Linked DNA regions of Homo sapiens: region 2 is linked to region 1. A link is a loop called in an ENCODE intact Hi-C map of the cell type or tissue named here. Cell type or tissue: PC-9. All regions are shown on one strand. Each heading gives the region's core, and the rest is flanking DNA. Links, peaks and the distances in the headings are about the cores only. Region 1 overlaps CGNL1 (cingulin like 1). Region 2 has its middle 17 kb from the start of CGNL1.

Evidence for each region. A loop is a pair of places that touch in the nucleus more often than their neighbours do. Peaks named below come from ENCODE experiments on the same cell type or tissue, not always from the same donor. Only the 100,000 strongest peaks of a DNase experiment are listed, where the experiment ranks them.
Region 2: it touches region 1 in a loop (2.6-fold over the local background); 3 of 110 quality-filtered maps call a loop at or near these places.

What each region holds. Positions count from the first base shown.
Region 1 is chr15:57,499,490-57,515,719 of GRCh38, forward strand. The region is part of intron 8 of CGNL1 (cingulin like 1); the gene reads left to right. Among named protein-coding and RNA genes, the nearest start is that of GCOM1, 84 kb to the right of the region's middle. In PC-9, for the core only: a CTCF peak has its summit at 7,102; a DNase peak (open chromatin) is centred at 6,642; H3K4me3 peaks cover 647 bases; H3K27ac peaks cover 1,923 bases.
Region 2 is chr15:57,351,620-57,367,849 of GRCh38, forward strand. No RefSeq gene overlaps it. Among named protein-coding and RNA genes, the nearest start is that of CGNL1, 17 kb to the right of the region's middle. RefSeq lists an enhancer at 3,872-4,593. In PC-9, for the core only: no CTCF peak of the experiment used is centred there; no DNase peak of the experiment used is centred there.

The DNA.
Region 1 (16,230 bases), core at 5,805-8,304:
GGCCTCCCAAAGTGCTGGGATTACAGGCGTGAGCCACCGTACCTGGCCTACATGGCTTTTCTTATTATGTAACTTCTCAGAGTCTTTAATATGTGGGTTAATGTAAATTGTGATTCTCTGAGAAAGGACTCGACCACAAGAATTTTCCACAGTGTGACCGGGCCGCAAATCTTTTTTCAAAGAATCTTCCACAATATTTCATTCCATAGCATACTTCTGGGGAAATACTGCATTACATAATTGATTCTTTTTTGGGTACTTTCCACAGATAGTTGTAGATATTATACCAAGGTCTGTAATTGGGAATGGGCCTGACCCAGTACAAAGAGGAATGTGTTTGACACAGGGTTTGAATTGAAGCCTTGGGCAGATCAGATGGAATAGGTAGACTGAATTCAATTTAGGAAGGTTTTGGAGGCCAGGCTGAGGGGAGTTTGGATGCATTTTGTTGTGTGTTGGGAGTCGTTCTGGGCTCTGAGCTGTGTCATGGTGGAAGTACCATCTTGGCTAGGTCATTCTGGAAGATACCTGGTAAATGGGTTGGGTGGTGAGGTGTGTATTGGAGTTGGGCAGCCTTGCTTTCTAGCAGTGACTGGATGAGAACCTGGGTGTGGGGAGTGGGAATGGGGAGTGAATCTTTGGGGTTGAGAAGGAAGTGTGAGATGTTTTCCTTCATACCCTTTTCCTTTGGTGGGTGGCCACTGTCAACAGCTGAAAACAAGAGAGGCTCTTCTGTGTTTTTCTGAGGCCAGATAAGCATAAGGAGACCCTTGCGGCCCGTGGGTTCCTGTGCAGCACTGGCAGAGAGGCCGTGTGTTGGGAATGGTGCTGCCATTGTCAGGGAGTGGGAGAGGAATTACTTACGTTAATAGATGAAGCCCGAGGAGGAGGTTAAGTTGGCATCAAGGCCATCAACTTCCCGCCACGGCTGAGATGTCCCTGTGTGACTTTGAACAGGCCACTTAACCTCTCCAGGCCCCAGTTTGCTCATCTGGAAAATGAGAGGCTAGAACGAACGTCAGGCCCCTCCTGAGCTGGAATTCCAGCCATCTCGGGGAACTGAACATTGTTAATTAGGGCAATCATTTATCAGGGTCAGCAAGAGCCTGTGCTCCCAGAGAACTATCAGTTTTGTGAAAAATGTGGATTGAGAATGAAGACTTTGGGAAAAAAAAGCGTGGAGCGTTCAGTTCACCCATTCCTCTGAAATTCAGGCATCTTTTCTGAGGCAAAGATGTAACAAAGTGAGGCCGACTTTAGCCAGGACAGACTTTTTAGCAATGCAAAGGTAGACAGCATCCTATGAATGAATGAATCGGCTAACTGAATGCTTATTTTAGGAACAGAGGGCGCTAACATTTTATTTTTATGTGAGGTGTTTGGAAGTTGAAGGAATTTTCTCACAGAGACATTGTTATGAATTGAGGCTAGGTTCTCAGGCCAGCTAACAATAGTTGATTTAGCCCATGACACTGCTAAAATAGTGTGTATTAACTATAAAGTATAGAATACATGTGTGGTGGGAGAATGCGTGTGTATGCTTGGGGAGTATCACAGGGTATTAAATACCTAGACACATAAAAACCTCTATCAAGCTGATTAATTCAGTAACCTTGGATCGTGATTGTGCTATGTACCAGGTGCTGGGCTGGGCACAGAGTGGGATGGAGGCCCTGCCCAGAAGGGCTCCTGGTGTGGTTTTCAGCCTGTGGGCTCTCAACTCTGGCTGCCTGGGTTGGCTCCTGGCTCTGCTGCTTATACCTATGAGCCCCTAAGCAAGTGACTTACCTCTCAGTACCTCAGTTTCCTCACTTAGAAGCAAAGGATTATAACAGTTAATAGCAGTGCCTCCCTCAGCGGGAAGCCGAAGAGAATTCAGTGAGATGACTCATGGAAAGCACATAGCTGGTGTCTGGCATAGACTGAGCACTCAGAAAATCTAGTGATGCCTGCCTAGGCAGAGAGCCCTGTCCTCAGGGGGTGCAACCAGCAACTTACCTGCGGCAATGTGGGGAGTTAGGCTTATTGTCCAGTTCCCCAGGCATAGCCTGGCATGGGATGGGCTGAGAGGTGGAGACGGGGTGTTGGCCATAGAGGGAGAGAAGAAGTGGGGAGCAGGAGGAGGGTAAGGGAAAAGGGTGTTGTCTGATTTTCCCCCAGAAGTCAAGGTACAATTTGCCAGCAAAAGGGATGGGGTTGGGGCAAGAGGTGACCTCTAGGAGCCATCCGAGAGCTGCACAGGAGCCAGAGGGTTATTGGAGGCCCCTAGATGGGGAGGAAAGAGGAAAGGGACTGGCAGCTAAGGAAGAGATGGAAGCAGCAGTGGGACCCCAGCAGCAGTGCCCTGACTGCCACCGTGGATCCTGCAGCGGCACTCACAGGGGGGAAGTTCTGGGAAGGGTCCCATGGGTGTCTGTGTGTCTAGAGGTGGTGGGGACTTCCTTTGGTTGGTAGTCTTTAGTTCAAGCCCCAGGTTTTATCTCTAGCCTCTGTGTGGGGTCTGACTATTCTGTTCTCTGGGAGAATGTTCAGGAGCCTAGAGCAGTTGGTAATCAGGATGCTGATAGGCCCAACTTGCAGGGAGCGTTGTTTTGATTTTGGCCCCCATGCTTTGAGAGAAGACTTAGTACAACCTGCCAGTGAGTGAGGAAGGACCTTGGACAGTTTAGCCTAAGAGGAAAAGAAAGACAGGATGGTATGAGGGTGGGTTTTAAGTTTTTGGAAGGCTCTCGTTTGGAGGAAGGACACACTAAACCATCCTCAGTTGGTCTCAGTGATATTGTAGGAATGCAGACATCAGCTCAGTGTGAAGGAGGAGTTTCCATGCCTGAGAGCTGTGGGAAAATGGAAAGGCTTGTTTTGAGAGGCAGTGTGTTTCCAGCTCCCGGGGCAGAGGCTGAATGGCTGCTTATCTTCCACAGATATGGGGGAAGGTGGAAGGAAGTGTTAGAAATTCAAATTAGGGTTTCAACCTGAGAAAGTTGGTGTCTTAAATAATGCTGATGTTCTGTGACTTTATGAATGGGTAAGATGAATGAAATACAGGCCTGTTTTAATTTATCTGGAGAAATGGAAACTTTGGTAGGTCAGAGAGAGGAAATAACCTTTATCTGCCATGCAGATAATTGCAGAGATGGCTATGACCTTAGAGACCTCAGACCAGTGTGCTCATGAGCCTGTCTTCAGGCAGTGATTATTTAGATTTCACTTATGAACATGTTGAACTTTCTCTGGGACTTTAAACTCTTTAAAAATGGCACTGTACCTTGTTCAAGTTGTATATTCAGTGACTGTAGATAATCAATGGTGGATACTTCAATCCTTAATTGGATTCTCTTCTCTGACATTTTATAGTCATGGAAATGAGGCTCGGAGAAGTTGTGACTGCCTCAGGTCACAGACCGACCCAGGGGCTGCCCTGGGACCAAGACACCCACTCCTGCTCAGCCTCCAGTGTTCCTTCTATTTAGTCCACTTTCAGAGGTCCCAGTGCAGTTGGAATATGTCAGTACCAGGCATAGCATTTCATTAAGCTACCGCCTAAGGACGCACCATGTGGGATGCTTTTAGCGTGTGACTAGGGATTTTGTGGCACATGGCAGATTTTCCTAGATGTGAAGTCTATTACTCTGCAGAGCCTCGCTGTAACACCATTAATTGTCAAAGCCAGGGCCAGGCGGGGGCTGCCAGGCTCTCCAGATCCTCAATAGTTAGGTCAGTAGGAGCCTTGGCAGGGGCCTTCCTCCTACTCCTGATGAGGTGGCCCCAGGGATGGGCCAAGTCTCTGTGACTCATACCCAAGAGGGCTTCTCAAAATCACGAGTCACCTGGGTTGATGTGGGTATCTTAGGGGTCAGGCTGGGGTCCCCAAGGTCAGAGTACCCTGCCAGATGCAGTGCTTGTGGTCCAGTAAATGACAGCAGGTGACCTGGCTAGGGGTGGAGGGAGTGGGACTCTCATCAGATAGGTCCTGGAGGGCAACCTGAAGCTCAGAGTGGACCAGTTGAGGACTGGGCCCCCTTGTGTGTGGGGCAGGTGTTGCAGCTTCATCAGCCTGCGGTGTTCCAGGGCTCGCTCAGGGCAGGCTGGCTAAAGGCTTGGAGTGGAAGGGGTGTGTTATTAATCCATTTTCATGCTGCTGATTAAGACATACCTGAAGCTGGGAAGAAAAAGAGGTTTAGTTGGACTTAGAGTTCCACATGGCTGGGGAGGCCTCAGAATTATGGCAGGAGGCAAAAGGCACATTTTACATGGGGCGGCAGCAAGAGAAAATGAGGAAGATACAGAAGCGGAAACCTCTAATAAACCCATCAGATCTCGTGAGACTTGTTCACTATCATGAGACTAGGATGGGAAAGACTGGCCCCCATGATTCAATTACCTTCCCCTGGGTCCCTCCCACAACACGTGGGGATTCTGGGAGATACAATTCAAATTGAGATTTGGTGGGGACACAGCCAAATCATATCAGGGTGGTATGGGTATTCACGGTTATTGAGCAGCTGCCCCCTGTGCCCTGCGTGGCATTGTGCTGAGTACGCTGGGAGTGGCATGGCATTGCTCTTCCAGTTTACAGAGCAGGAAACAGAGCCTCCGGGTTCACTGCTGATCATTGATGAAAGCAGGGTGATGATGATGATAATGATGATGAGGGTTAGCAGAATCACTCCTGTCTACTCAGTGCACAGTGCACGCCTGGCCACATGCTATGTACTTTACACACATTACATTTCATCCTCACCACCACCCTGTATGTCAGGTACTATCATTGCCCTTTCAAAGTGGAGGAGATTACAGCTCAGTAAAAGGTAGTTGACGGGCTCAGAGTTGCATGGTTGATGGGCGGCTGAGCCAGGATTTAAACTCAAGTCTATCTGACTCTGGGAGCCCAGGCTCTTTCCTTGTTACAGCCCCACTTGTCCTTGGGAATGAAGCTTGTGATGAACTCCAGATTTTGTTTTTAATGGATGTGAGCCAGGTGGGCTGGATCTGCAAGTATAATAGTAGGTCTTTACGTGATGTGATAGGCTAGATGATGTTGCAGTAATAAACAGCCTCCAAAGCTCTGTAGCTTAACGAAGAAAAGCTTATTTCTTGCTCATGCTTCACATCCAGTCATGGCAGGGTTGGAGTTGGTTGCTTTGTTCCTGAGTCCCCGGGGGACCCAGGTGTTGGTGATCTCTGCAGTGGGGTAGGAGGAGGATATGGTAGATCATTAATGGGCTCTTGGAGCTTGTACCTGGACATGTCACCTGCCACTTCTTGCATTTCCTTGGCCAAAGCTAATCACATGGCCACTCCTGACTTCAAGGGGGCAGGGAAGCACATTGCATGTGCCTGGAGGAGAGAAGAACTGGAAATATTAGGTGAACAGCACTAATGACCCTCACAGTGATTCATGGGGCCTGTTTGGTCAGCACCCCAAGATGGTTCCTTTTTAAAACAGATGAGGGCTGGCCCTAGAGCAGTCCTGGGGAAGGTCTTGGATTAGACTTGGTTACTCCATCCCTCCCACTCTGTCTGTCCCAGCTCTTTTGAGGGAGGGGGTGGCATTTTATTCTCCATCAGAAAAGGAGGGACCGAGTGAGAGTCTTGCCAACAGCATGGCTGGGAAACAATTGCTCTAAGAGGACGGGGGCCAAAAAGTCACCACACCTCCTTCAAGGCCTCTGTATAGAAGGAAATCTGTGATTTATGCTCTGTAACTTCTGGGTGGTACACAGTAATTCCTTCCTGGACACTGTTTGCTGTGTATATAGCGACTCATCCTTTGACATTTCACACCATTATCTTTCATTTTTCTTGATCCGTGCAGTGAATGGATCCGTAACGCCACCCTGTTTTTAAGAAAGCTGAGCTGTGATTTAGAGAAGTTGTTACTTGCACAAAACCTCACAGTGGTCAGGTGACTATACCAGGATCAGGACGTTTCTATTCTGGCCCCATTCCCCTTGCCAGTCAGTTAGAGCTGGCTATTGACCCAGGTAGCCTGGCCTTGCAAGGAGGAACCAGGGCACTCTGGGCTTTGTAGGAGCCTGGTCTGCTCAGCTCTGTCTCAGGGAACAGCCTACTACTTTAAAGGAGGAAATAATAAAGGTCACTCTTGTCAGGTGTCTTAACCCTGTGGGTACCAGAGTCAGCCTAAACGCTTGTAGCAGTCTTGGCCCAGGCTCTTGCCTACCGAGACCATGTCCTTTTCTTTCTCCAGTCCCTGCTTAGCATCGCTCCTGTGGCCATGGAAGTGTGGGGCAAACGGAAAAGTTGACAGCTTTCTATACGGAAATTTGGTCTTGTTTGGGGCTGCAAGGAAGCACTAATGAGAAGCATCCATTGGATTGAAAGTTCTTGGCCTCAGCATTTGTATTTAAGTTCTGAAAATGGCATGATTTTTATAATTCAGGAGAGACCCTTTCAGCATTTATGGATATATGGTAGCAAAATGGGAAAGTTGAAGGATCCGTTTTCACAAATAACAAGACTTCCGGGCAGGGGTGCAGGGCAGAACTGTGGACTGGAGTAGGCCTGTGAGCTTCCAGATTGAGCCTTTGGCTGCTTGTTTATCTTCTTTCTTCAAAAATCCTGTTGAACCTGTTGGACATGTGTGTGCTGACAGCAAGCTGATTTGTAATCATTTGTAAAGCCATGTGGTCTGTCTGTGACAGCGACTCTAACTGGGAGTCTAACGCTTGCATTTACCCGGTTCCCACCCCCCAATATTTTCCTAGTGACGCAGAGCGCTGGAAGCAGGGCATTGTCTGGGTGGAGTCCCTTCCGCCAGCCAGCAGCTCCTTGAAGGCGAACGGCACTGCAGGGGCATGTTGGGTTCTATAAACAGAACTTTTACATGCTGGTCACAAGGTTAGCTTAGACTGTGGCTCTCATGGTGAGGGAAGTGGTGTCTTATAAATATGATGTGAGGCTCCTTTTATCTCCTGGAAACTGGGGAACATTTTGTAAGAATTTTTCTAAGGAATGGTGTTAAAAAAACAAAGCAAAGGCACAATGGAAGGCCTAAGGCTGTGTTTCATAGAAGCCCCTGAAATGCAGTCTTGGTGAGTGTGTGGATGTAGCTGAAGCCCCCAGCTGGCAGGTTCGGGGCCTCCTTTTCCCTTCCCTGGCTGGCTCTGGGGAATTTTCCCTCAAGCTGCTGCCCCCACTTGGAAGAAACTGGTAGCAACTAGCAGAGGTCACAAGCAAGGAGTCAGAGAACCGGGTTCAAGTCCTGGGTGTGTGACTGTTGTCTACCCAACCTTAATGTATTGTGGTCATTGACTGAGGTCTTACTATGTGTCTGAAACATTGCTAGGTGCTTTGCATAATGTCTCAATTCATTTTTAGAATAATGAGAAAACTGAAGTTTCGAGAAGAACAAGCAGGACCAATTCAGGTCTGCTGACTCCAAGGCCTGCACTCTTTTTGTTTTCTTTTGTTTTTATTAAGATAACATTCATATAACACAAAATTCATTTTAAGCATTTTACAGTGTGCAGTTCAGTGGTTTTTTATATATTCACAATTTGGGTAGCCACCATCGCTATCTAATTCTAGAACATTTTCATCACCCTAAATGAAGCCCCTTTCATCTGAATTCCCCCTTTCCCTCATCCTTTGTCAACCACTAGTCTACTTTCTGTCTGTATGGATTTGCCTATTCTGGACATTTTGTATAAACAGAATCATACCATATGTCAAGACCTGAACTATGGAGCATGTTGTGTTTCGGAAAAATCAAATCACTTAACTGCTCTACATCTATTTAGTTGCAGTGTGTTGTGGTCAGAAGGATTTTTATTTCCTTGTTGAGTATCTCTGTAGGTTTATTGTGTGTCAAATGCATTCTGTGAGCAAATATGAGGATTTTATTGTCGTAACTTTTGTCTTGGACCTATATTTTAATTACAGGCCACTCTGAGAGTGAATCTTAACTAGTTTTTTTAAAGGGAAGCATGTTGACTTATTTCCTAAGGACATTATGAAGAAAACCAGAGACATTTTTAACCTATGTAATCACTGAGTTGCCATAGGAAAAACTGGGTAATTGAATATGATTAAAAGGGAGTATCTTTTAGGTGGTTCTATAAGCAAGAAAATTGCCACCAGGGCAACAGAAATACAGGATGTAAATAAAATCTTCATTAAGCAAGGTATATGTAAACTCTACAAGTACGGCAGGTTAATGACCATAAGGAGAGAATGGCCCTCACCTCTGGATGCTGTGGCAGGGACATTGTTACAGATGATCTGGTTTAAATGGCAGCATTTGAAAATAAAATGTAAACATGAGGCAGTAGGAGTAGAACCTCTAGTCATCTTAGCTCACTGAATTCCAGGACTACCTAATGCTGCCTGACTTCTTCAAGTTCATTCTAGAATCCCAGACTGTTAGAGCTGGCCAGGACATTGAAACAAGATAGACTGACCCTTTTGTGTTGCAGAGGGGAGAAAGTGAAGGCAGATAGAAGTTAAATGATTTGTCTGTCGTCATCATACATGAATTGTTAGCGGGATCTGGTCTAGAATTCACATCTTTTAACAAAAAGAAATTGAATATTGATCTGTATGATTTTTGGCATTGGAATCAACTCTTCCTTGGAAATATTTGGTACCTGGGTGATGAATACCCTCTACTTCTTTGCCACTTCCTTTGCCACATTTATTTCCATCTCTCCCATGCACTATTTATTTGTGCCCCTCCACCCTCCCCCCGCCCCACACACACACAAACAAAAAGAGCTTATCACTGTATAACCAACTGAGTTCTGAACTGTAGATGTGTTGGGAGAGATTGGTGTTGGCAATTTTGGTAAATACAGTGAGAGAAAATTTGGAAATTCTGATGTTCTTCTTGGAGCATGGGATTTAAAAATATTTTGCAATGGCTCAACCCCATCTTGCCCAAGAAATGGTAAGTAGGCAAATCAAAAAGGAGGAAGGAAGGAACCCATCACTTTACATTACTAAAATAATTTCAACTTTTTAAAGATTTGTATCTCTTTTTTGATTTTCTGATCTGTTTAGGTATTACTGATTATACCTTCTTTAAGGATGTGAATTGAACTCAGAGGGGGCAAGAGCTTGCAGAAGGAAGGTTGCAATGTGAGCTGGCTGCAAAGCCTGCAGTAGCGCACAAGCGGCCTAACGCCAAATCCCAGGCACTGAGAATCCTACCAAGAAGCATAAAGGATTTGACCAGTTAGGAGCTCAGCTCAAATCTCTGCAGAAAGGCCCTGAGAGCTGAGAAGGGTCCAATCAGCCTAGACCTCACTACTCGAAGGGGTATCCACAGACCTGCATCATTGGCATCACCTGGGAGCTTGTTAGAAATGCAGAGTCCTGGGTCCCACTCCAGACTTCCTGAGTCAGAATGAGCGTTTTAATGAGATCTCTAGGTAATTCATTAAAATTTGAGAAGCCCAAGATTAGAGACCTTATGCCAGGGAAATTAACAAATGATTGGGAGAAGGGATGAAGTGTGCTAGTTAAGACTAAAATATATGCTGTTTCTGTACCTGAATAGTTGACCTTTGCTCAGGTGAGGGGGAAGCTGAAGACACAATATGGGGGACTTGCTTTCCTAACACTTCAGAGTGAGGAAGGGACGCATTATTGTGACCCGGGCCCTATTGTGCAAGTGAAAGCAGACGTCCACAGACATGATGGTGAGAAGACAGTAATTTCCCAGCAGATGAGCTGACCTAGGGGATGCTTCTAGTACCTCTCAGCTGGGATCCTGCAGCCCCAACACACTGGAGCGTGGGGGTGGCCAGCGAGATGGAACTGACACCAACATTCCATTCTCTGGATGTCCCGGCCTCCACGCCTCAGCTGTTTTCACTCATTCAGCAAAAAAGAGAGACAGAAAGGAAACAAAAGCCGGCTGTGGCAGAGGCCGTGTTAATTAGTAAAACCTGATATGTCTGTGTACTGGGTCGGCACTAGGACAAGCAGGAGGCTCTTGGCCTATGTGGTTACTTGTTGTCCATCAGGAGCGAGCCTGTCCAAGGTGTCGGGTCCGTGTTCCTACAAGGAGCGCTCCTCAGCTTCCTGAGTCAGGCAGAACATGCAAATGGGGCCATTTATGGTGCCATGGGGGGTTTGGTACTCATCTCTTGTTTCTCCAGGGGCCAGTGTGAACACTTCTAAATGTGGGTGTTAACCCATGAACATGTGGAAAATGTGCCAGCCTGCAGGCAGGTGATTATTTGCAATGAATGGCTTGATGGCAAAGAGTGGGATTTCACTTTCTTGCATATGTGTGATACAATTGTTATATTTCTTTTTTCCTTCTTTTAAAATTGGTAATTGGAGCATATGGCTAAAAGTCAACTATTTTTAAAGTAATGGAAATTTTGCAGTTCAGCATGTTGAAGCATGCTGTTTGGCTGTTTTAGAAGAATGTTTTTCTTAGATGCCATCGGTTTACCACACCACCCTTGACTGGGAAATGGGGCTAAGATTTTAATAAATTAGCCAACCAAGAAACCTGACTTACCCTTGAAATAAGATGGGTGTCATCTTCTTTGTGCAGTGTAGTCGCCCTGGAAGGACTATTAGAAGATCTCAATTCTCTGTTTTGAGAAGTCTAGGCTTGATTTTTTTAGCTGGTAAAAAATGTGCAGGTAGTGGCCTGAAGCCAAGTGTGACGATTTGGAACCACAGCCGGTAAGCTGTGTGAAGTCCTTCCCTTTTGGGAAGCAGATGTGAGTTTAGTGGACCTAACAGTAATAACAAGGGCTATGACGAGAGCTGTAATCCCATTTAACTAGATATTTACAATAATGTACTAGGTGGGCAACTTCATCCCCCTTCTTCAGATAGGAAACTAAGGCTCTGTGAGGCCAGGTCCAGTGGAAGGCCCAGCAAGAGGCACAGCCTGGGTTTGGATCTGATCTGGCTGACTTCAGAGCCTTTGCTGTTTCCTCTAAACAGACAGAGAAGCATTTTTAGAAGTATAAATGAGAATTCCATTCTGGAGGTGATTTATGTCTGTGTTAGGATGGGACATGTGTCTGTGTGCCGGGTGGGCAAGGAGGAGAGTGCTTGGCAAAGTCACAGGGGAAAAGTGACACCACTTCCTGGAATACCAAGAACACAGTATCCTTAATATAAAAAGAGACATAGTAGAATGAAACATGCTATGGTGTTGAATGAAAAATTTACATTCATTTATAATGGAAAAACCCAAGCCTTGAAAGCAGTTCTTCGCAGTCCCTTGGATGTCTCTCATCACCCCACACTGGACTTCTCTGCCTTAGGGTTTCTGGAGTGGAAAAGTTGGGGAAGCACTCGTGTAGTTGCAAGTCCTGGGCCATCTGGGCCTTTTCCACTCTCCCAGCTATATGTGGTGAAAAGGAATTGCTTAACTATGTAAACTGGCGTGGGAGAGTTGGCGCTATGCTCTGTTTGTACAGCTGCTCCTGGGGCTCCGGCTCCGCTATCTTTCACGGCCCAGAGGTACCCATGAAAAGACAAAGGAAGGGTTTCCAGAGGCTGGAGGAGGTGAGAACTTGGCCGAGGACGTGGGTTGTTTTCTGAGTTCCTGTGACCATTGATGGTCAGTCTTTTAAAAGAAAATGTATATTTATTTTTAAAAATGGTAATACATGTTGAATTTCCATGGTTCAAAATTTAAAAATTGCCAGAGGGTTTGCAATTGAAAACTTCCTTCTGCTGTTTTCCACATAGCCCCAGTTTCCTGCCTCATAGTCAGTCATTGTTACCAGTTTCTCATGTAGCCAACTAAAAACATCTTTATCCCTCTTACCTTCTTTTTATACACACAGAAGCATGCTATATCTACTAATCTGTCCCATGCTTCTTCCTCACTTTCTTGTTCTTTTTTTCTCCCAGATGCACAAGATACTATTGACCTGATGTAATTTATTTAACTAGTACCTAATTGGCCTTTAGTAGTGTGCAATCTTTTGCTATTAAGGTACTGCAGTGAATAATCTCATTTATATGTCATTTTGCACACATATGGGATAAAATGATAGACGATAAGTTTCTGGGTCAAAAGAAATGTACATTGTAATTTTGATGGATACTACCAAATTGCCATCCAGGAGCCTCGTACCAGTTTCTAGCCCCACCAGCAATCGATGAGAATACGTTTCCTCACATTACACATACTGTGTTATCAAACCTTTTGATGTGGCTGCCTCATAGCTGAAAAAATAACCTTGGTGTAATTTTTAGTGATGATCCAATCTTGAAAAATGATAGAAAATGGCACAGTTGTTACTTTTGCCTTTGTGGTGATGAATCTGGTGCGGTGTTTTCAACTTTTTGGAGTGGCAGAGGAATCGACTACCTGTACAAGTGAGTAATAGCTAAAATATTGAAATGCAAATCCATGTAATTCTTTTAAAACAAGACATCACGTAGGTGGTAAGATACGGACAAATGAATTATTAAAAACTGTGTGCTTTTTGGTTTTATTTATGATGGTGCTTCCTCTCTAATATTGTTATAACATATAGGACTTGGGATCAGAGAATCGTAGAAACATAATGCCAGCAACTTCAATGACTTTAGCAGTACTTGTCCCCAGGGAACTTCCACTTGAGTTGCTCTTTACCAGCTCTGTCTTGGTGCAGTTCTGCTGCCTTTGCCACATCCATGAGACACAAAGTCTCATCTGGAAAGATGATACATAGATCCAAGCATCAGATCACTTCAGAGTTGGGAGAACTTTGAAGGTCCTCTCTGCCATGTTTCTTTTCTTCACTGGGAGGTCATGGAGAAGAACTTACATGTAGTACTTGCCTTGAACAAAAGGTTAGGATTTTTATTTTTATTTTTGATTCCATTACTACTGCAAGTGAATTAGGTATGGTTTCAGGAAAGGAAAGTTTGTTCTATGGGCTTTATATAAAAGGTGAGCTGGCCATGTGGGGGTGTGGGGGCATGAAAATGGGAGAGGACTTTTGGGAAGATTTGCTAACATAGGCTCATGTTAAATTATTTGTAAGCATAATGTGAAGACATAGAGAAAAACATAGTATCGCTTTACAAATAATCAAAAAAGGACTAAGTGTCTCAATACACACAAGGTCTCCTAGAGTCATACTCAGCCCATGCCACTGAAAGTTAAGATTGGAATAAATCCCTGCCAGCCATAAGCTGAGTGAAGAACTTGCATGCCAAGTTCTAAACATCACAATTCAGTCCAGGTTCCCTTATCTAACACGCTAGGGTGCTAGTTAGGCCCCAATCCAGGTTAAATCAGGTCTGGTTTTCAGTATCCTCATTCTTCCTGAGATTTCCGGGTGAATGAAAGGGTGCTGACCACACATCTAAGTGTTCTTTGCTTTACTGAAAGCTTTGGGCAGATGGTCTTGAGCCTCTTCTTCCCCTCTCTAACACCTCAGCAAACCTCCAGACCACGGGGGTAAATGCATCATCTCTCTCCACCATCCCTACTCCAGCCCCAGGTTTCCTGTAACTTTTGTTTACCCTTTTTTTTTTTAAACAGCTGTATTAAGATATAATTCATATAGCATATAATTCATATAATTCAACTATTGAAATTGTACAGTTCAGTGGTTTTAGTATTCACACAGTTGTACAACCATCACCACAGTCAATGTTAGAACATTTTCCTAACCCCTAAAAAGAAATTCCATCGCCATTAGCAGTCACTCCTGGCCCCTTCCCCATATCCCTCCCTGTACCTCCCTGTAGCAGCCCAGGGCAATCACTAATCTATTTTCTGTCTCCGTAGATTTGCTATTCCAGACTTTCATATAAATGTCAATATGGGTGTGTGTGTGTGTGTGTGTGTGTGTGTGTGTGTGTGTGTGTTTGTGTGATTGGCTTCTTTAGGATAATATGTTCAAAGTTCATCCATGTTGTGGTGTGTGTCAGTATTTCATTCCTTTGAATGGCCAAATAATATTCCATTCTATGGATATGCCACATTTTGTTTACCCATTCACTGTTTGATGGACATGTAGATTGCTTGCACTTATTGGATACTGTGAATAATGCTGCTATAAACATTCATGTACAAGTTTTTCTGTGAATATATGTTTTTTCTTTTTTTTGAGATGGAGTCTCACTCTTGTCGCCCAGCCTGGAGTGCAATGGTGTGATCTTGGCTCACTGCAACCTCTGCCTCCTGGGTTCAAGCGATTCTCCTGCCTCAGCCTCCTGAGTAGCTGGGATTACAGGCACCTGCTACCATGCCTGGCTAATTTTTTGTATTTTTAGTAAAGATGCGGTTTCACCATGTTGGCCAGGCTGGTCTCAAACTCCTGACCTCAGGTGATCTGCCCGCCTCGGCCTCCCAAAGTGCTGGGATTACAGGCTTGAGTCACTGTGCCCGGTCCCTTGTTTTTATTTCTCTTAGCTATATAGCAAGGAGTGAAATTGCTAGGTCCTACCGTAACTCTGTGTAACATTTTGAGGAACTGGCAAACTGTTTTCCAAAGTAGCTGCACCATTTTACATTCCTACCAGCAATGTATAAGTGGTCTAATTCCTCTAAACTCTCCCCAATACTTGTTATTATCTTTCTTTTTTATTATAGCTATCCTAGTGGATGTGGAGTGGTATCTCATTATGGTTTTAATTTGCATTTCCCTAATGACTAATGATGTTGAATATGTTTTCATATGCATGTTGGATTTTATATACTGTTCGGATCCTTTCCCCATTGTTTATTTATTTATTTTTTGAGATGGAGTCTTGCTCTGTCACCCAAGTTGGAGTGCAGTGGTCCCATCTCGGCTCACTGCAATCTCTGCCTCCCGAGTTCAAACAATTCTCTCGCCTCAGCATCCCAATTAGCTGGGATTACAGGTGTGCACCACCACACCTGGCTGATTTTTGTATTTTTAGTAGAGATGGGGTTTTATCATGTTGGCCAGGCTGGTCTTGAACTTCTGACCACAAGTGATCCGCCTGCCTGGGCCTCTTAAAGTGCAGAGACTATGACGTAACCCACCGCACCTGGCCCCATTTTTAAGTCTTTTTGTTACTGAGTTAAAGAATCATTTATATATTCTGGATATGAGTCCTTCATTAGATATATGACTTTTATTTCCTTTCATTCTGGTCGTTGTCTTTTGACTTTCTTGGTGGCATCATTTGCAGCACAAAAGTTTTAAATTTTGAAGAAGCTTAATTTATCTGTTCGTTCTTTTGTCACTTGTACTTTTGGTGTTGTAGCTAAGTAGCCTTTGCCTAACCCAAGGTCACAAATACTTGTTTCTGTGTTTTAAGAGTTTTATAGTTTTAGATCCTACATTTGGGCCTATGATCCATTTTGAGTTAACTTTTGTGTATGGTATGAGGAAGATGTCTAACTTCATTTCTTTTTCATGTGGATATCCAGTTGTAGTGGCACCATTTGTTGAAGGCTATTCTTTCCCCCATTGAATTGTCTTGGCACCCTTGTTGAAAAGCAGTTGGCTATACATGTAGGGGTTTATGTCTGAACTCCCAATTCTGTTTCATTGATTTATATGCCTTCCCTCATGCCAGTACTGCCCTGTCTTGATAACTGTAACTTTGTCTCACATGTTAATAGGAGAGTTAGGGCAGAAGTGGGCAATCTAGACTTTTTCTTTCCCTGGTCTGACCAGTTACTAGATTCTTTAGATCCTTCCTCAAGTTTTCAACCACACTTTATTTCTCCTCTGTATATTTTTGTGACATGTCCTCTTGCTGGTTTCATTAGGAGACGATATCCTGATAGACCTGAGAAGTCTCAGCTGTCTGACACCTTAGTTTTCTCCTAGCAACGCCAGCTAACTTCATTCTAACTCAGTTGCTTGGCTCCGATGGGCTTTCTCTGTTGTATAGAATTAAACCTTTGGGCCATGAAAGGATGCTCTGGTTCCTGAAATTCTCTAACTGGTTAGGTTCAGGATAATAAGCTTACTGTACTGTTAAGAGAAGTAAAGATCTTTCCAACAGGCTATATAAGTGAGCAGTTCTAGCAGATACTTCTCCCACATGGTCGGTGATACAGCCTTTAAAAGCCTAACCTTGTCCTCCCTGGGCCTTTCTTTTATCGCAGGCGTCTGTAGCATTGTGTTGTAGGCATGAGATTTGCTGATATTGGCATCTTTGTAGTAGTGGAGAAATGGAGGACAGGTAAGAGATCTGCCTGGAGAGGTGGAATGTGGGGCAGGACCATTTCCCATCACTTCAAATTGCTAAACCGAAGAATACAAAGCCCCTGTGACCTCTGGAATCAACAATAACCACCCTGAGATTGTC
Region 2 (16,230 bases), core at 4,585-7,084, 150 kb before region 1:
TGGCCTCAGGTAGGAAGAGTTGGCTCTGCTCCACAGACTGACCCGTGCCTGTTCTCTTCCTCTGGCAGGTTAGTCCAGGCTTGTTCTCTCAGTGGAGACAGGGGTCCTACGAGAAGAGCAGAAGCAGTAAAGGCCTCATGAGGCCTGGACTTAAAGGACACATTGCCAGTTCCGCTATATTCTGTTGGCCAAAGCAGGCCAGCCAAGATACAAGCGGGGGGAGAAAATATGCTCTACCTTTTAATGAGGCATTGCAAACTCACATTGCCAAGGGTGTGGATACAGAAGGTCACTAGTTGTGGCCATGAATGCCATCCATCTATCAGACCTGCCAACGTAGTTTTTCTTTTAGGGGCGGACTTAGTCCGATTTCAGACATTAGTAAAACTGATTCGGATTCCATTTCCAAATTCCTAATTCCAAGAGAACTGGAAAAGCAGAGCGTGCCAACCTCTTATAATCCTTCTTAATGTGACAAATGTTTCTACAGCGTCCACTGAGCCAGGCTCAGTAGGTCCCTGGGACATATATGAAACAACAGTTCTCCTGCCCTCCAGGTGCTCAGCACAGCAGGAGAATCCCGGCTGGGAACAGAGAGCAAAGCGACCACATAGCTCTAGTGGGAATCCTGGGGAAGTGGTATGTGGTCTTGAATAGTGACTTAGAGTTTTCCAGAAAGAGAAGGAAGGGGAGTTCATTCTAGAGGCCTGGAGGATGTAAAGATGGTTGTGTTTTCATGAAACCGAGCTGTGGACACAAAGGGCAAGGCCAAGGTTGCAAGGGGCCTTGCCCGACTCTCTGTGGAGAGAGGATTTTATTGTGAAGGGTCCACGAAGTCACCGCAGGGCTTCAGCTGGATGAGTGTGCTCTGCTTGGCCTGTTGGAAAGATTGCTGGGGCAGCAGGGAGGTGAAGAGGAAGCTAAAGATAGGGTGACCAGTTGGGAGACTATTTCCAGTCCAAATACATCCTCTTGGGTTTGAGTTTCTGTGACCGTCCTCCTGCTGGCTGGAACTGGGAGGTCCTCTGGGGTCTCTAAACGCTCTCAGTTGCTTGCCTAGAGTTATGCAAGCGGGCGTGGGGTCGGGGCAGGACCAGGAAGCTTTGCGCTTTCTGCTCTTGGCTGATTTCATAACAGGTTAGCTTTTAAACTTCTGGCTCATTCCAGACACTATGCCTCTGGCCCTGGGAGAGAACTTGGTCTCCCAGACCGCGCATAACATTTCCACTTTCCGGCAAACACAGTCTGTGCGTGATCAGGTGAGGCTGGCGCACACAAATCCTTGATGTCTAGACCGCCTTTCTCCAGCTGCTGTGTTTACTGCAGAAAGGTTCCATCCTGGGATGATCGCCTGGGGGGAGTTTTCTTCTTGCGACACCTAGTTCAGCTCTGCTGAGCTTTTGGATTCCCAGCCTTTCTCCCACCACAACCCGGTGGTCATGAAGTCTCACAGGAAGTGTGGTAGGCACAATAATGGTCCCCAAGGATGTCTAGGCCCCCATCCCTGCAACCTGTAAGTGTGTTGTTACACGGCCAAGGGGATTGAATTAACAGATGGAATGAAGGTTGCTAATCAGCTGACTTTAATACAGGGAAATGAGCCTGGATTATCCAGGTGGGGCCAATATCATCATCAAGGTCCTTAATAGTGGAAGAGGAGGCAGCAGAGGAGCGCAGAGTGTTGCTTTGTGAGAAGGACCCGCCCAGCGTTGCTGGCCTTTAAGATGGAGGAAGGGGGCCGTGTGGTAGGAGTGTGGGGGCCTCAGGAGGGAAGGAAATTGGCTCTCCCAGGAGCTTCCAGAAAGGAATGCACCCCTGCTGACACTTTGATTTTGGCCCCAGTGAGCCTCGTGTTGGACTCCTGGACTACGGAGCTGTAAGATAATAAATGTGTGCTGTTTTAAGCCAGTAGCTTTGTGGTAATTGGTTACAGCAGGCATGGGAAAGCAGTGCAGGGTGTGTGAGCTGAACCCTTGAAGACGGGGTTCTCCACTACGTCCCCAGTGTGGAGCACAAGCTGGCTCTATGCCCGGTGCTCGGAAGCATTTTCAGAATGAACAGGACTGACTGAGATGAAGCCGCAGACATCTGCTCTCTCCAGGCCCCTATCTGGCTGTGTGACCATAGGTGGGTCCCTTCACTTTCAGTGACTATGTTCCCATGTCTCTTAAGGCAGTTGATGACCTCAAGGGTGGGTGACTTTTGAAGTGACTCTCAGATGTGTTACCACTGGAGCCACCGCCAGATCTCCTGACTCTCCTCTCTCTGACTGGTCTCATTCTTAGTCTAATACCATCATTCTCCAATGCTAAGGTCATTAATTAGCACCCCAGGCCCTCACTGACTCTGCTCTCACCCTGTCTCTGGGGCTCCCTGCCTACAGGTTCACTGCGGAGGTCATGGTAGACGTTGCTGCCCAGAACCTCCAACCGTAGGAAACCTCTCCTCCTTATTCTCAGCCATGAAGTGTGGGAGCAAAACTGCTACACAGTTTTGCTCAGGGTCAGACGCTGGGACATCCCCAGGGCCTGTAATGCTGGTCTCACCAGAGCTTTGACTGTGAATGCTGCTTTTCCTCATAGCAGTGTGTGGCCCCTAAGGTCCCCTATTCAATGACCAGGGACAATCATCAAATCAATGCAAAGAGAAAATGAAGCCTTGTGTTTCTATCTAACGGGTGAGCTACACTGGAAGTATAAGAAGTACTTATGGGGAAATCTGCTTTCCTGACTCTTACTTCTGTTTCCAGAGGGTGATATAATGTGTGTAAATGCAGATTCAGCTTCGAGGAAACTTTCGTCTAATAATGAACTGAACCACATTATGGCATGCTATCTCCAAGGTATGATAGTATCTGTTATACTCATGGGGTCCAAATTTTCTTTAGCTTAGAGGTTATTCTACTTTAGAGCAGGAGTTCTCTATTTTGGCCACCCACTAAGAATCACTCGAGGGGAGTATTTAAAAATCCAAGCCAGGCTGCACTCTAGAGCCACAGAATCACTGGGCTGAAACAGTTCCCCAGGTGACGCTGATGTGCAGCGCGGGTTGAGAACCACTCCACTGCCTTAGCTAACACTGGCTACTCTTGCCTTTGCCTTTGCTATTTACAAAAACAATTATTTTTTAGTATCTAAAGGCCAACATCAATAAACCCTTACTTGTTATACTAGAAGATGCTCTGTCCTCATTGACCTGAGTCCCATCTTAGTGGGGCTTATTATAATGACCCAGGCACGTGAGTCTCATGCAAACCAGTGGGGCAGGCTCTTGGGAGCAGTGGCTTCTGCATTATGCCTGGAATGCAGGAATACATGGGGATCAGTCCGACTGACAAATGCAACTCACCCAAAGTGACTATGAATGACTGCAAGGGCATCTGGGTACAGCAGTGGGACTGTAGTTCAGGTCAGGGATCTGGTCTCTGGTGTTGGCCCTGGGCAGGGAGGGAGCTCTAACAGGAACCGAGGCACCCAGTGTGGTACCTGCAGTTTCCCTGACCCCCACTGCAATCCTTCACCCCCGGGCTCCCCTTGGTTTCCCTGCCTCACCCACAGTCATTGGCCTCAGCTGGTAAAGGGCAGCTTGAGCCAGTGCGTCCTCGGAGCGTTAGTCCCAGCCAGTTTTTGCTGACTCCTCTCCCTTCCCAGCTGCCATGGCAAGTGGGTGCCCAGTCCCACAGCAGCCTCTCTTTCCTAAGTAAAATCCCACGCCCCGTGGCTAACTGTTCACAACCTGAAGGAAGAAATGTTCTACTTTCAAAGGAAAAACAGCCCTCCTTCCATGTAGCTCGCCAGCTGCCCACCGCTAGCCAGGTGTCGCTTGCAATCCATGGACACCGTTCCCGTAGCAACCCCAGGTGACTGTCACAGCTGCCCCTGACACAAACTGCTTTAGCAAAGGGGTGTCAAAAAATATTTTAAAAACAAGTTTTAAACACAATTTTTAGGGAGAAATCAAGAGGGTTCTCAACTGAGGTAATTGACCGACTTGGTGGGGGTTCAGTCCATGAATGTAGCTTCACTCTTGTGGCTATTAATGGCAGGGAGGTGGGGGGACAGTTGGTATAAAGGCAATGAGACTACATATCAAGATGGAAGGGGGCATCCTAGGCTTGGCATGGTATTTGGAAACCTTGACTAGCCTTTTATGCCCAATGCTGTTTGGAAATCTTGCTGGGAATCACAGAAGCTATAGATGCTTAATGGTGTCAGCACTGATATGCGCCACCATCAGCTTGAATTACATATTAACCACCCATCTGCATTTAATCCCTATACCTGGCCATCTTCTGATGAGACGAGCTATTTCCTCTCTCTCCTCTCTTGTACTCTCCAGTGGATAAGTGAGTTTCTCTCCATGCCTTCTCTGGAGTGGGCTGTTTCGCCCACTGGAGGGGGATTCTCAAGGTCTCCACCACTCCTTGGAAAAATGGGGTGAGGACTCCAGGGCTGGGAAAGGGAAAGTGTAAGATGATCCTGAACCAGCTTATGGTGCCTGGAAGTAAGGAAATGCTAGAAAAATGGTGAGAACATGTCAGAAGATCACAGGAGCCAGCTTGAAAGGGCTCAAAACAGCCAAACCTAGGGAATCTGAGCAATAAGAGAAATAATAACAGTGGATTGTGACCTGTAGAGTACAATGGATGTATTCTGCTAAGTGAGAGAAGCCAGACCCCAAAGTCTACATACTCAAATCCACTTATATGACATTCTGGAAAAGGCAAAACTATAAGGACAAAAACCAGATCAGTGGTTGCCAAAAATAGGAGGTGTGGGGGGGTTGATTAAGCTGTATGAGGGATTTTGGGGGCTGATGCAGCTGTTCTGTTGCATGACTGTGGTGTAGATACATGACTCTACATTGTCAAAACTCATAGAACTGCAAACTACAGAGAGTGAATTTTACTGAATGTAAATTTTAAAAAATTAAGATGTTTGGGAGCCCCAAATGGAACCCAATTACAAATAAACCCAACCAGGCTGGGCATGGTGGCTCACACAGGTAATCCTAGCACTTTGGGAGGCCGAGGTGGGCAGATTGCCTGAGCCCAGGAGTTTGAGACCAGCCTGGGGAACATAGCAAAATCCCGTCTCTACAAAAAATACAAAATTAGCCAGGCATGGTGGCGCATGCCTGCAGTCCTAGCTACTCAGGGACTGAGGCGAGAGGATCACTTAAGCCTAGGAGATTGAGGCTGCAATGAGCTGAGATCATGCCACTACATTCCATACATTCCAGCCTCAATGACAGAGTGAGTCCCTGTCTCTTAGAAATAAAAAAAAACAAAAGAACCCAACCATAATACAGATGAATAACATAACCACACTGAAGGGGGTAGGGAAGAAAAGAACCAACCTGAGTACCCAGGGAAAATAGGGTTTTGACTTGATACACAAATACTGTATGGTTAATACACTTCTCATGGGCGGGGGGTGGAGGTTAGGAATTCTGCAACTACTTTCTGTGTATACTAAAGCTGAAAAAATAGGTACAGCTGACCCTTCAACAACACAAGCTTAAACTTCAAGGGTGCACTTATCCAAGGATTGTCTTTCACTTCTGCCACCCTCGAGGTAGCAAGACCAACCCCTCTTCTTTCTCCTCCTCAGCCTACTCAGTGTAAAGACGATGAGGATGAAGACCTTTAGGATGACCACCTTCTACTTAATGAACAGTAAATATATTTTCTCTTTTTTATGATTTTCTTAAGAACATTTCATTTTCTCTAACTGTATTTTAAGAATATGTAATAAATACATGCAAATCAACTTATCAGTAAGGCTTCTAGTCAACAGTATGCTATTAGTATTAATAGTTAAGTTTATGGGGAGTCAAAAGTTATATGTAGATTTTTAGCCAGGTGTGGTGGTGCGTGCCTATAGTCCTATCTACTGGGAGGCTGAAGCAGGAGGATTGCTTAAGCTGAGGAGTTTGAGGCTGCCATGAGCTATGATTGTGCCACTGCACTCCAGCCTGGACAACAGTGCAAGACTCTATTAAAAATTTTTTTTTAAATTATCTGTGGTTTTTTGATTCCACATAGGAGTGGCATCCCAACCCTCACATTATTCAAGGGTCATCTGTAAATGCATTAAAGATGTTGAGAGCCAGGTTTCTCACCGCCAAAGAAGTTACAAATAAGAGGAAGGGGGGCTACAATGAACCCTGTCATGTTGGATTGGAATCTGAGCTATCACAGTATGAATTTGTTTTTTAACATTTTATGTATATACAGTTACAGAAATATAGATGTGCATGGCTTAGTATACATATGTATTATTTCAAGCTCTGTTCTCTATGAGGCCCTAGAAGCAATGACATCCAGTGACAATAAACACACTCAGTGCCCAGATTTTTGTTTCTAAATAAAAGGAACCAGGCCTCCCTGGAGCAGTGATTGATTCCAGGCTCCTAGGCAGGGAAAACACAAGAAGAGCCTGGAACATCTTGAAATGCAAGAAAGTAAGGAAGTGCTCATGAAAGGATGGGGCAGGTCACAAGTGTGCAGGAGCCAACCTGAAAGAGCTCCCCGTGGCCAAGCTGGGACAATTTGAGCAATAAAATAATGATGGTATTATAATCCATAAAATAAATATCCATGAGTCCATACTCATATAAACAAGCAAACAAATAGATGAGAAAGGACAGTAATTCTCCAGATAGAATTTCAATTACTTATAATAATAAATGAGGAAATCATGATAATTAATGAGGGAAATAAAAAATCACCATTAGGCAAACACTACAGTAATAATTATTACAGGCACAATCTACTAATAGATGTTAAGATGACTGGGCAAAAATTTGAGGTGAATCAGGATATTTGCATAGCCTTAAACTATCTCTCCCAAGATATTTATTAATTACAAAGGTAAAAATAGTAACTTTACAGTGAAGAAACCCAGCAGACACAACTTTAACCAGGCGACCAAGGTTAACATCACCAGTGGCAGGACATAGCAGCATCCTATCCCACTAACAATATGCATTGAGGGTTTATTACCTTGGTGATATTCTTCGAAGGATGGATAACCTACATTTAATCTTGAGAAAACATCAGATAAACTCCAAATGAGGGAGATTCTACAAAGTAACTGACCAGTACTCCTCAAAAATGTCAAGATCATGAAAGACAAGGAAAGATAGAGGAACTATCACAGATGGGAGAAGACCACAGACCTGACCACTAAGTGCAGTGTGGGATCCTGAGTGGCTCCTGAAGAAGAAAGCAGAAGTTAGATAACTAGATAGACAATTAGTGACAATTTAATAAGCTCTGTCAGTTATATAGTAGTATTGCCTTTATGTTAATTTCCTGATTTTTTTTTTTTTTTGAGACGGAGTCTGGCTGTTACCCAAGCTGGATGTGGTGGCACCATCTTGGCTTACTGCAACCTCCACCTCCTGAATTCAAGCGATTCTCCTGCCTCAGCCTCCCGAGTAGCTGGGATTACAGGTGCGTGCCACCATGCCCAGCTAATTTCTGTATTTTTAGTAGAGATGGGGTTTCACCCTGTTGGCCAGGCTGGTCTCAAACTCCTGATCTCAAGTGATCTGGCTGTCTTGGCCTCCCAAAGTGCTGGGATTACAGGCGTGAGCCACTGCGCCCGACCAGTTTCCTGATTTTGATCTTTGTACTTTGGGTGATGTAAGATGTCAACACTTGGGAGATTTGGGTGAAGGATTATGGGAATTCTTTATACTACTTTTCCAAATTTTTTTCAAGTCTGAAATCATTTCAAGATGAAAAGTTGAAAAAAATCGAGGGTCAGAAAGTACATAGTATGCTTCTTTTCCATAAGAATATTAGAGAAATAAGTATTTATATTTTATTTTAATTTGCTTGTATTTGCTTACAAAAGCACTGGAAAGATAAATGAGAAATTAATAAAAACTGTTACTTATGGGCGACCAGATGAGGAATGGGTGGATGGGGCAGAGTGAGAGTGAGGCTTCTCTGTGTACACCTTTTTAAATTATGTAAATGTACTATCTATCCTCTGTCTCAAAAACCAAAACCCCAAAAAACTAAATCACCTTATAGTTCATAAAGGCAAAGATATTTTATTTCATAGTTTCTCACAATGAAATAAATAGTAATTATCCTATGAGGTAGTTACTATTATTATATCATTACCATTTTAGACATGAGTAAATGAGGGCATATATGTATAAATAACTTATTCAAAGTCATTAGCTAATGAGGCCGGGCACAGTGGCTCAGGCCTGTAATCCTAGCACTTTGGGAGGCCGAGGTGGGCAGATCACTTGAGGACAGAAGTTTGAGACCAGCCTGGGCAATATGATGAAACCTAGTCTCTACTAAAAATACAAAATTAGCTGGGCATGATGGCAGGTGCCTGTAATCCCAGCTACTTGGAAGGCTGAGGCAGGAGAATCGCTTGAACCTGGGAGATGGAAGATGGAGGTTGCACTGAGCCGAGATTGTGCATTGCACTCTAACCTGGGCAGCAGAGCAAAACTTCCTCTCAGAAAACAAAAACAAAAAAACAGTCATTAGCTAATGAGACCCCAGAACCTGCACAGGGAGATTACCAACAGGGAAAGCAGATTTCAGAAAATGCAGCCTGGCCAACATGGTGAAACCTCATCTCTACTAAAAATACAAAAATTAGCTGGGTGTGGTGGTGTGTGTGCCTGTAGTCCCAGCTACTTGGGAGGCTGAGGCAGGAGCATCGCTTGAACCTGGGAGGCAGAGGTTGCAGTGGGCTGAGATGGCGCCACTGCACTCTAGCCTGGGTGACAGAACTTTTGGGAGGCCAAAGTGGGCAGATCACTTGAGGTCAGGAGTTAGAGACCAGCCTGGGCAACATGGTGAAACCCCATCTCTACTAAAATACAAAAATTAGCCGGGTGTGGTGGCACTGGCATGCAATCCCAGCTACTCGGGAAGCTGAAGCAGGATAATTGCTTGAACTTGGGAGGTGGAGGTTGCAGTGAGCCAAGATTGCATCATTGCACTCCAGCCTGGGAGGCAGAGCGAGACTCTGTCTCCAAAAAAAAAAAAAAAAAAAAAAAAAATTCAGAAAATGGTATGGAAAAGAAAGGCATGGTCCTATGGCCAGAGACTTGAAAGGGAGTTCCAGAAGAAAGAAAACTTCCCACTGTCTTAGTCAGCTTAAGACTTTGTGGCTTAAACAACAGACATTTATTTCTCATGCTTCTGGAACCTGGGAAGTCCAAGACCAGGGTGCTGGAAGACTCAATCCTTGATAAGGTCCCACTTTTTGGCTTTTAGTCAGCTGCGTTCTTGCTGTATCCTCATGTGACTCAGACACTGGTTTCCTCTTCTTATAAGGACACTAATCCCATCATGAGGGCCCTACCCTCATGACCTCATCGAAACCTAAGGACCTCCCAAAGGCCCTGCCTCTTAATCCTATCTCATTGAAGGTTAGGCCTTCAACAGATGAATTTTTGGAGGACACATTCAGTCCATAACACTTCCCACCCCCCAACACACAAACTTTTAAAAATCTGTGTTAAGTATGTACTTTGTGCTGTAAAGTGCTATGGGTTTTTTGTTTTTGTTTCATTTCTGTTATCCAGGCTGAAGGCAGTGGCACTATCTCACCTCACTGCAACCTCTGCCTCCTAGGTTCAAGCAATTTTCCCACCTCAGCCTCCTGAGTAGCTGGGACTACAGGCACGCACCACCATGCCTGGCTAATTTTTTGTATTTTTAGTAGAGACAGGGTTTCGCCATGTTGGTCAGGCTGGTCTCAAATTCCTGACCTCAGGTGATTGGCCCGCCTCGGCCTCCCAAAGTGCTGGGATTACAGGTGTGATCCCTCATGCCAGGCCAAACCATGAATCTTTTATCTTTCTCTATAGTTTTGTCTTTTCTAGAATGACACATTATTGAAGCCATACGATTTGTAGTCTTTTCAGGCTGGCTTCTTTCACTTAGCGACATGCATCTAAGGTTCCTTTATGTCTTTTCCATAGTTTGATGGCTCATTTATTTTTAATGCTGAATAATATTACATTGTATGGACATGCCATACCATAGTTCATTTGTGTTTTATTTTATTTATATATATATATTTTTTGAGACAGAGGCTCACTCTGTCACCCAGGCTGGAGTGCAGTGGCGCGATCTTTTTTTTTTTTGAGACAGAGGGCACGATCTCGACTCACTGCAACCTCTGCCTCCTGGGTTCAAGTGATTCTCCTGTCTCAATTCCCCAAGTAGCTGGGATTACAGGAGCATGCCACCATGCCCGGCTAATTTTTATATTTTTAATAGAGATGGGGTTTTGCCATGTTGCCCAGGCTGGTCTTGAACTCCTGGCCTCAAGTAATCCACCTGCCTTGGCCTCCCAAAGTGTTGGGATTACAGGCATGAGCCACTGCACCCGGCCTTAGATTACTTTTATAATAAAAAAATAAATGCATTATATGCACAAGAATCGTGCTTGAACCTGGGAGGCAGAGGTTGCAGTGAGCTGAGATCACGCCACTGCACTCCAGCGTGTGTGACAGACCAAGACTCTGTCTCAAAAACAAAAACAAACAAACAGAAAACCAACTATGAAAAAGAGAGTTAGCCCTATAGGCATGTGTGATATATCGCAATGCATAAGCATACAGGCTCTGGAATTGGACAAACCTAGATTTGAATAGTAGCCCTGTCACTTATTAGCCGTGGGCAAATTCTATAATCTCGATGTGCCACTCTCCTCCTTGCACCATGGGTTTAACCACATTGCCTGGGCTACTGTGCGGATTGGATGAGATGATGCATGTGGAGTCAGCAAGATGCCTGTCACTCCCCCTCCCTCCCAGGTCTTCACTGATGAAAGCAGGTATCAAAGTCAAGCAGATGGAAATGAAACTGGCAATTTTATTATTGGTGGAGTTATTGGAGAACAATAGGAATATTTCAAAAAAAATGATGCCTGCGTCAACATAAAAGCATTTTCAACAAATTGTGTTATAATATCCAGGTCTGCATAAGAAGTTTTTTTTAACCTACATGTATCTTAATACTTCTTTGTTGGTGCCTCTCCATTAGTTCATTTGAATAAGAGAAAAATGTCAAAATATTTTGGTAATTTTTATAGATTTCATAAGGGGAGTTTGTCATTAGTTTGTGTGGATTTTTTTTTTTTTTTTCTGGCTGTGGATGCTTTGAATGGTAGAAGACTGAAGGGAAGGGAAGTGTGGTGAGGTGGGGCTTGAACAAGATACTACATGTTATAAGTGATTTTCTGAATTTCTTTTTTTAAAATAAGCTAATTTGTAATATTTTATAACTAGATGGTTTTATTAGATGCTCATAAGGTCTCAAACGTGCACTAATGCTCAGATTTTACATTTCCATCAGCCAGAAACCTGTTTTTTATTTTTTTATTTTTGGACAGAGTCTTGCTCTGTGGCCCAGGCTGGAGTATAGTGGCGTGATCTCAGCTTACTGCAACCTCCACCTCCTGGGTTCAAGCGATTCTTCTGCCTCAGCCTCCCAAGTAGCTGGAATTATAGGCACGTGCCACCACGCCTGGCTAATTTTTGTATTTTTAGTAGAGACGAGATTTCACCATCTTGGCCAGGCTGGACTTGAACTCCTGACCTCGTGATCTGCCTGCCTCGGCCTCCCAAAGTGTTGGGATTACAGGCGTGAGCTACTGCGCCCGGCCTAGAAAACTTTTTTTAATAAAAATAAATAATCTCCTTTCTTCCTTTTGTCATATGTATGTGTACACACATAAAATCAAAATCATAACCACAATGTTTTTCTTTTCATTTTTTGTTTTTCTCTACAACCTGGGCCCAGGAGCTCCTTCATCTTTTTTTTTTTTTTTAATTGTGGTAAAATCTGCATAACATAAAATGTACCAGCTAATCTATTATTAAGCATACAGTTCAGTGCATTGAGTACATTTACAGCGTTGTGTAACCACCATCACCATCCATCTCCAGAAAGATTTCATCAACACACCATGTTTCAAACTTCTCGATTTTATAAAGTGCCTCTCATTCAAATAGTAACAGCTGAAGAAAAAAATGCAGGTACCATGCAACATCTGACTTCTCAGCTGCCACACTCAGAAGTAACAAAGAACCCCCTTTTGAAAATCTCTTCCCATTTTATCTTTCTTTACAACTCCATAGCAATGTTGTTTTATGCAAACAAAATGTAAAACAGAGAACAAATAGTTTGTCCCCTGCTGCTATATAAAAACCAAAGTTTGTAACAAGGTAACTATTTTATAGCCCTCCAAGCTCAATAAAAGTACATTCTTCCTGTTGTGTTCTATCTTTTGGGCAGGTATGTAATTAAGATAGATGGTGTGTGATCCTAAGAACTCCCTTACCGGAGCATGTTCTGGCCAAATTCAGTGTGTTACATTATACTGTTCCTTTATATGTCCCTTAGTATTATACTTCTTAGCTGTCCACATCATATCCAATATAGGTCACTTTCCTTCCTAAAATGTTTTCTACCATTTTTATATCTACTGAGGGCGTTATAATTCTGAGATATCTGAATTTTATTGCTGAATGGTTAAATCTTTTTCTGGTGTGAATTCATTAAGGTGCTGAAACATAAATTGTACTATGTTTGTGGGAGTTATCTTTCACTTTTTCTTTGTTTTCTGCAAATTTTTTAATCCTCTGAAAATAGGCCAGGCCACCTTATCAGTGCGAGGTATCCAGAGCTCCACTCTCTTCTGAGCTTAAGAATGTTCTAGAATATTGTAAGGGGGGAATGGAGTACTCAGGAGCAGGAGAGAGGGAATGTGCAAAATCTCTGGGCACAAGTGGGTGTTCCCCTCCCAGCTGGTAACCAGGTGATGGGCTGACTGCAGGGAAGGGAAGGCCTCGTCCAGGAAGGGACAGCTGGTGCAGCCTGCGGCAGTCTAGTAGAGGCCACGGGCTCCTACTTGCGCCTTCGTGCTGGGAAACCGGATTTTTTTCCTTCTTCATGTTTTAAGGGCTTCTTCAGCACAGCTTTGCCCCACCACCTCCACAGTCTTCTCTCCCCCTAGTCTGGAATAAGATGTTCTAGTCCCTCAAATCAAATCCCACATGTAAGCCTCACATTTCCCCAACTTTTACCTAGGACTGCAGACCTCCAAGCCCAGAGGCTTTGGAAACAATCTTCAACTGCTTTCTCTCTGCTTTCCACCCTGTGTCCCCCTGCAGGCAGCTTGCAAAGAGCAGAGGCTTGGAAAGGAGAAGTGGGGCAGGAAGCGCAGAAAGTGCAGGATTCTGCGGTTAGCATTTCAAAAACATTGCCCTTCTCTGATATAAAGAAGTGGATTTTCTCTGATAGAAAGAAAACACAGTCAAGTCCTATGCTTGGAATATTGATCTGTAGAACAGTGGCCCATCTCCAGCCTCAAAGGCTAGTCTTAAAAGAAAAAGGAGAAAAAAAAAGCAATAGGAGAGTTTGCTGCTGCGAAGCTTAAGGTCCTATGAGGAAAATACTATTAGAGCCAGGAGCACAATTCTGGCTGCAATTAGAGTCACCTGGGAGAACTTTAAAAAAATGCCAAAAATAGAATGCCTGGGCCTCGCCCCTGGAGACTTTGATTTAATTGGTCTTGAGTGGGCCCCCAAGCAAAGCTTTTTTTTTTTTTTTTTTTTTGAGACGGAGTCTCACTCTGTCGCCCAGGCTGGAGTGCGTTGGCGCGATCTCGGCTCACTGCAAGCTCCGCCTTCCGGGTTCACGCCATTCTCCTGCCTCAGCCTCCCGAGTAGCTGGGACTACAGGCTCCCACCACCACGCCCGGCTAATTTTTTGTATTTTTAGTAGAGACGGGGTTTCACTGTGTTAGCCAGGATGGTCTGATCTCCTGACCTTGTGATCCGCCCGCCTCGGCCTCCAAAAGTGCTGGGATTACAGGCGTAAGCCACCGCGCCCAGCCCAGCAAAGCTATTTTTAAACGTTCCCCAGGTACTGAGTGTAGGGCAGAAACCCACGTTATGTTAGCAGGGCCCACTCATCCTATAGGCATAGCAGGCACAGCACTTGGGCCCACCATACTTCCAGGACCCACAGAAAAGTTCAATTTCTTTTAGAATCAGAAGAAAAAGAATAAACTTTTAGGTGGAAGAAAATGACTTCATATATAATATTAACATGTATTTCTTTATATCAATGAATTCATAAAATACAATTTTGGGGGCTAGGTTTGGTGGCTCATCCCTGTAATCCCAGGATTTTAGGAGGCCAAGGAAGGAGGATTGCTTGAGGCCAGAAGTTTGAGACCCACCTGGGTAACATAGCGACACCCCGTCTCTAAAAAATAAATTTAAAAATAAAATAAAATTACAATTTTTTTTAAATGGGGAAAGAGATCCACAAGTCAGAAGTGCATACGGCCTACAAAAGCCATAATGCAGCCCTATATAAAAGAGACACGTGGAGGCCAGGTGCATGTGGCTCATGCCTGTAATCCCAGCACTTTGGGAAGCCAAGGTGAGCAGACACTTGAGGTCAGGAGTTGGAGACCAGCCTGGCCAACATGGTGAAACCCTGTCTCTACTAAAAATACAAAAATTAGTCGGGCATGGTGGCGTGTGCCTTTAATCCTAGCTATGTGGGAGGCTAAGGCAGGAGAATTGCTTGAACCCAGAAGGCAGAGTTTGTAGTGAGCCGAGATAGTGTCACTGCACTCCAGCTTGGGCAATAGAGTGAGACTCCATCTCAAAAAAAAAAATAAAGAAAGAAAGAAAAAAGCCCGGTCGCGGTGGCTCATGCCTGTAATCCCAGCACTTTGGGAGGCTGAGGTGGGCGGATCACCTGAGGTCAGGAGTTCAAGACCCGCCTGACCAATATGGTGAAACCCCGTTTCTACTAAAATACAAAAATTAGCTGGGCACGGTGGCAGGCGCCTGTAGTCCCAGCTACTTGGGAGGCTGAGGCAGGAGAATTGCTCGAACCCGGGAGGTGGAGGTTGCAGTGAGCCTGGGATCGTGCCATTGCACTCCAGCCTGGGCAACAGAGCGAGACTCGGTCTCAAAAGAAAAAAACAAAAACAAAAAACACATGTAAGGGTACATCTTTGAATATTACTAAAAATAATTATTCAGTTCACATTAACACAGCATTGAAATACACCAATGATGTGTACACCTTGCGCTGGCAATGATTCCTAATTTTTCCCTTATCATTCCCCTATCCACTGCAAGTGGTTCAAGGTAGGCTCCATCCTGCTTCAATAAGCTACTTATAAATTTTGCTGTGTTGCCAACTCAGACGTTTTTGAGCGTCTAGTCTTTCATCCAAACACACAGTGCCTTTCTTTTCATTTTTGTTTTGTTTTTGTTTTTTAGAGATGGGAGGGTCTTGCTTTGTCACCCAGGCAGGAATGCGGTGGTACCATTTTGGCTCACTGCAGCCTTGAATTCCTGGCTCAAGGGATCCTCCCACTTCAGCCTCCTGAGTAGCTGGGATGAAAGGCACGCACCAGCATGCTCAGTTAATTTTAAAAGTTTTTTTTTTTTTTTTTTTTTTTTTGTAGAGACAGGGTCTCGCTTTGTTCCCCAGGCTGATCTTGAACTCCTGGGCTCAAGTGAACCTCCTGCCTCAGCCTCCCAAAGTGCTGGGATTACAGGCGTGAGCCGCCATGCCTAGCCTCTGGTGGCTTTCTAATGTTTGATTCCGAGATGCTCACCTCAGTTCCTGAGATTTCAGAGACACAGTGGATTGGAGGCCTCAGAGAAAAGGAAGCATTGGCCCTAAGAGGTATGGAGCGAATCCAGAGCCTCCTCAATGTGAGCCTTTTCCCCTGGGCTTTGCTGGCCTCTGTCGCCCCAGCTCAGTTCCCTCCTGGCTCCTCTGGCAGGCAGAGCTTCCTAAGGTTGAGTTACAAAAACCACCGTGGTCACTCTCACTTTTCCCCTTTTCCAAACAGATACCCATATTTGAAAAGTCATCTTCTTCATATTGGCACAAACTCCAGAGTTCTCCTGGCAAGGGAAAGGCATGTGGACGCCAATCTCCATGTCCTTGAATTTCATGGAAGGGAACTCATGTTGAGGGAGACTGAGGTATCAGGCAGGAAAGAACAGGTCAATACTCATTCCACCGGCACCGGGTGGGGCTTGGAAAAGCCAGTCACCTGCACTTGCTGGTTGCAAGACTAAAGCACACAGATGGAGACTCACAGGAAAATCACTCATCTGAAAACTCTCTGTGGCTGCCAGAGGCTCTGATGTCCCTTGGCTCCGGGTAGGAGCTGTCAAGGAGAAAGC